Regions from separate parts of the Homo sapiens genome. Here region 2 is linked to region 1. The links are chromatin contacts, found by Hi-C in ENCODE. All regions are on one chromosome and are shown on one strand. The core of a region is the stretch at or near the end of the contact, and the rest is flanking DNA. Distances in the headings are between cores, read along the strand shown.

What was found. Hi-C counts contacts between places; a loop is a spot of excess contacts on that map. Pooled maps may share reads with other maps.
Region 2: a pooled map shows a loop between it and region 1 (2.3-fold over the local background). The contact joins the enhancer-like site here to the promoter of TXK in region 1. A Hi-C loop is called at or near these places in 5 of 50 pooled maps.

What each region holds. Positions count from the first base shown.
Region 1 is chr4:48,132,798-48,135,591 of GRCh38, forward strand. TXK (TXK tyrosine kinase) reads right to left here and starts at 1,453. Exons shown (of 15, transcript NM_003328.3): 1 at 1,358-1,453. The coding sequence starts at 1,373. RefSeq lists a silencer at 895-1,189.
Region 2 is chr4:47,530,359-47,533,152 of GRCh38, forward strand. The region is part of intron 5 of ATP10D (ATPase phospholipid transporting 10D (putative)); the gene reads left to right. Among named protein-coding and RNA genes, the nearest start is that of ATP10D, 46 kb to the left of the region's middle. Within about 2 kb of position 1,438, at least 17 of the 41 ENCODE cell types and tissues checked have a DNase peak (open chromatin) inside an H3K27ac peak, as active enhancers do.

The DNA of each region.
Region 1 (2,794 bases), core at 203-2,702:
TAGCCAGGCATGGTGGCATGCGCCTGTAGTCCCAGCTACTCGGGAGGCTGAGGCAGGAGAACCACTTGAACCCAGGAGGTGGAGGTTGCAGTGAGCTGAGATCGTGCCACTGCACTCCAGCCTGGGTGACAGAGCAAGACTCTGTCTAAAAAAAAAAAAAAAGTCTCATACTTAAATCCTGCGTCTGACAACCATATGAGTTTCTGGCAAGATTTAAACTTTCAAAGGCACAATTTTCTTATTGGCTAGATAAGAATAACAATTTTCACCTTGCCAGTTTGTAGTGAAGATTTCAGATAATGAATATAAAGGAACTGGTATAGACCATGGCCCATAGTAGGTGCTCAATAAATACCTTTATAAAGAAACAAACACATTGCAATTCTGATATGACGGCTGCCTTCTTATTTAGAAGACTATTCTGCTTGGTTTTTTTTTTTATTCTAATTTCTTTGGATTTATAAGCATCCCCCACAGCTCTTTCAAACCAAGGATCTTCACAGATAACAGTGTCTAGGGAATCTTTCTCTGTTCTCCTAAAACAAGCACTTATTTTTAATGATGGTCTTATATTCTATAAAAATATTAAAATAACATCTTCATATGTAGTATTATATATGAGGGAAAGAGACATTTGAGCCAGTGTTCACACTTGACCATGTTCACACTTTTAACCAGGTAGAGACTCGTGACTTTGACTCTTATTTTGGCCTTTACTCAGGCTCTGACTGCAGATAAGAATCAGTTTTGCCTAAATTTCAATTGCTTGGGAAAGGTCCTCGATAACGGAAGTCTACATAGAATTGTGAATAAATACCCCTGTGAAAATAAAGGTTAAGTCTATATGTTTACTTGATAAAGCAGATAATTTCAGAGTATAAACACAGTTGTGTTTTGACTTCTCTTCCTTTTGCCTTAAATATAGATATTTATTTGTGTGTGTGTGTATGTGTGTGTATTTATATATATATAAAGTTGCCCACTGTGATCCACCACTGCTGGAGCAAATCCAGAACTAGAACTTGGTCTCCTGGCCTTCAGCCCAGAGCTCATTACAGTCTCATTCTAAAAACAAGTACTTCATACTGATTGCATTTCTACACACACATATGCAGATTTCTGGACACTCTTTCTGTTTTTCTTTCATTTATGTTCTCAATGCTGAACCTTTATTAGAATTACATCATCACTGTGGTTCTTTAAATAAGAAACAAAACTCTGTCACAACATCTGAGGAAATTATCTTTTAATGTCCCCAAGCTCTATGCCTTGGAAAAAAAAAACTTCCTCTGCTGTTCAAGAATAACAGGCCCCAGAACAAGCCCCAAAAATAAATGACAAAGCCCATCTTACTCACAGGAGGAAAGGATCATGGTAGCCCCTTCTGCGGGGAGCACACAACAGTCTTCAGTTCTTCTGCGGTGCTCTACTCACAAAAACACATCTTTCAACTGAAATCATAGTTCGCTCAAGATGTTTCTCACGGGCAGAGTTAACCCCACCTATTTTCCTGTTCTGAAAACCTCAGAAGAGTATAAATGACAACCAATGGCATATATAAGAAAGCTCAGTAATCTCCATCCCAATCTCTGAGGGTATCTGCTATTAGTCTCTCATCCCCAAAGGTGTGGGTGACTCGCAAACATCATTTTCAAGAAATCACAAAATTTTGGTAAAAGGCACCTTTAAAATTATCAAATCAAACTGCCCTCTCTGGACTGGGAAGGAAATGAAGGCACAGACAGAATAAGGGACTTGCCCAAGGCCACACCGTGAGTGGCAGAAACAATTAGATTCTAGGCTCTGGAATATTGAGTTTAGAATGTTCCATCCTCCCACTCAGCAGACACTTTATTTGGGGGAAGTCAATCTAGTAATAACCCTAAAATGTGATTGGGGGATGGCTGAGAAATATAAAAACACCAACAATACAAAACACACTTGGGAGTTTCACTTCATCCCACTGGAAAGCATAACCATGTGTCAACTAATTAACAGAGCAACTTTAATGAAGACACAGCATATTCTAATCGCCCTTCCAATTTCCTGGTTTAGATTAAGGTCTCCTTAGCATTCTGGGTGATGACTGTTATTTTTACTTCACCTTTTGCCTTTGTTATGCTTTCGTATAAAACTTTTTTTCTAAGTCTTAGTGAAAAATATTTAAAGATTTTTGAAGGAAATGTTGACAAATGTTGCCAGGTGCTATCTATCTTGTTTTCCCATAAAAAGCATACACTGACCATTAGGACAGGGACTCTATCTTCTCCTCACTCTCTTTCATACCACCTAGTACTTCCCGTAGCTCCTCAAGGTGAAAAGGGAAGTATGGGATGGGAGGAGGGAAGGTCAGGAAGGAAGGAGAAAAGGCTGACAGTGATAGTAAGGTAGAGTGTGCCAGGACCGACTCCTTCAATGAGCTACAAGTCAGTTAAAAGTTGTGCATGGTTAGCAACCAAAATGCCCATCAATGATAGGCTGGATAAAGAAAATGTGGTACATATACACCGTGGAATATTATGCAGCTATACAGAATGAAATCATGTCCTTTGCAGGGACATGGATGGAACTGGAAGCCGTTATCCTTAGCAAAGTAATGCAGGAACAGAAAACCAAACACCACATGTTCTCACTTATAAGTGGGAACTGAACCATGAAACACATGGACACAGGGAGGGGAACAACACATACTGGGGCCTGTTGGGGAGGGCAGATGAGGGGAGAGCATCAGGAAAAATAGCTAATGCATGCCAGGCTAATATCAGGAAATATATATATCAGGCTAATATCAGGA
Region 2 (2,794 bases), core at 188-2,687, 600 kb before region 1:
GAAAGGATATTGGTTTTTATCGAGTGTTTTTTCTACATCTATTGAAATGATTATGTGGGTTTTTGTTGTTGTTGCTGTTGTTGTTCTTTTTGTTTGTTTGTTTGTTTGTTTGTTTTTCGAGACAGTCTCACTCTATTTCCCAGGCTAGAGCAGAGTGGTGCGATCTCAGTTCACTGCAACCTCCACCTCCTGGTTCAAGCAACTGTTGTGCCTCAGCCTCCTGAGTAGCTGGGATTATAGACACGTGCCACCATGCCTGGGTAATTTTTGTATTTTTAGTAGAGATGAGGTTTTGCCATGTTGACCAGTCTGGTCTCTAACTCCTGGCCTCAGGTGATCTGCCTGCCTTGGCCTCCCAAAGTGCTGGTATTACAGGCATGAGCCACTGCGCCCAGCCTAGTTTTAGTTTTTAATTCTGTCTATGTGGTGAATCACATTTATTGATTTGTATATGTTAAACTATCCTTCTGTCTCTGGAATAAAACCATGTGATCATGATGGATTATCTTTTTGATGTGCTATTGGCTTTGGTTTGCTAATATTTTATTGAAGATTTTTGCATCTGTATTCATCAGGGATATTAGCCTGAAGCTTTCTTTTTTGTTGTTGTTGTGTCCTTGCCAGATTTGGGTATCATGGTGATGCTGGCTTCATGGAATGAGTTAGGGAGCCCCTAATCTGACTCCTCTGACTTGTTGGAATAGTTTCCGTAAGATGGGTATCAGCTATTTTTTTTTGCACTGATGAGAAAATTTGACTATAAATCCATCTGGCCCTGGGCTTTTTGTTGTTGGTAGGTCTTTTATTAATGATTCAATTTCATTTCTTGTTATTGGTCTGTTCAGGATTCCATAGCATCTGTAAGTAGCACTGGATACAGACATCTGATAGGGTAGGGACAGGGAGGGAACCATGCAGTGGAAAGAGGGAAAGGCTTAGTCTTAATCAGGAGATAATGCTGGAATTAAATCTTCAAGAATGAGAAGATGCTAGGCAAACAATAAAGTGAAAAGAATGGCTGGCATTTCAGGCTGAGGGAGCAACATAGGCAAGAGCACAGAGGCCCAAGACTACAGTGTATTTGTATTGTTCTATGTGGCTAAGTATGTCTGGAATGTAGGTGAGCAATAAGGCAGATCATGAAGAGGCCAGAGCCTGAAGGGCCTTGTGTATTTTGTTAAAAAGAAACATTTATCCTGAAGTTATTGGGGTTAGTATTAGAAAAGTCCTTCCATGGAAATTTTAGATGGTCTTCATGAAAAGAAGTTAGGCAGCTGCCCCTCTCTCATCAGAAACATTCTCATAAGCCATCTCTTAGGATGAGTCCTTTTCAAGGATCATTTCCTCTAGCTGCTGACTGTGAATAAAGTTTCCTCTTGTAAATGTCAGAATCAGGGGCTGCCATTTTTTCACCTGAGGTCAGATCTGTCTTAGGGTGCAGCCTATTCAGCTGTCCTCTTCCCACAGCTGGGCACGCTGACTCCCTGATGAGCTCAGACTTGCCCCTAGCAGGATGTATTTGGTTTATGCGGTGGAGAGAACAGGAAGGAACTCTAGTCTACACTCTGTGGTCTGGAGCATATAGCACTCTGCAAAGAATCTGGCCCAGTGCATGTAGTTAGATTTTTAAAAAACTGTATGAGAACACTGTTGCCACAGAAATTCTGATCCTGTGTCCCAATTCTGATAGTTTGTCTAGTGTCTGAGACTCCGGCTCTTGCTACCTCAGAACTGTTTGCTCCTGTATCATCTTGACAAGTAGTTCAAAATTTCTGGGAGTGGAGCCATGGCCTACTTTTGTCAGCCTCTCTTTTCACCCTTTGGATATGGTTCTTCTTAATAGACACATTCGAGCATCATTTGCTGTGCTGGGCACTGAGTCTTGTTCAGAGCACTTACCTAGTTCCAAGGCCCTATTAGCTTTCTGCCTATCCAAATTGTCACTTTTCCCTAGGTTTCTGGGCAACATGTTTCCCTGCCCTTTGATTCCCACTTGTGATGGCTCCTCTGATATCCGTTTGCTTTGAAATTTGCTGCTTTATTTTCTGACTATCATGACCTGACTGCCAAAGTGGCCTCCCTTCTGGAATCCTCAGATTCTGCCTTCACTAGTGATTGGAGGGGCTTTTGTCTACTCTATTCATGTCCATCCTGAGAGCTGGCCTCAGCCATTGGCAGGGAAGCATTTAATAAGAGAATCAGCCTAGGTAGATACAGTGATTTTCTGTGGAATTATTTTAATACACTAAACTGGCTCCTTATTCTTTTCCTGCTTTGTGGCCTGTTTTCAAAAATTAAGCACAAATTGAGATGCTTAAGCTACCTGTCTATATGACACCTTCTTTGATCTTCATGCTCTAAGGTAGAACTGACATCCTCCCTATTTGTGACTACACTGTATGCTGAATATCAGATTCGTATCATACTATCATATTTTTACTACTCTTACATGTTTCTACCTGTATTACCTCCTCTTAGACCACGGGAGTCCAGACTGCATGTTTGTTTTTCTATTTCTAGCATCTGGGTTGGAGCGCTGGGCACATAGTAGATAGATGTTTCATGGAAGCTGTATGTGACAGCCAGTGCCTCATACAAAACTCTGAAGGTACCATACCGTAAGTGCCAATTATCAGACACAGGTAAAATACAGGACATTTTTGGAATTTGCAGTAAGTGCAATTAATATAGAAGCTGAACTTTGTCTAATGGTGGTACCTCAAAGTGATTTAATGGTGAAAAATAAGGATTTCAGGGGAAAAAATCTTAATACTTTCTGAGGAACTTTGGAATT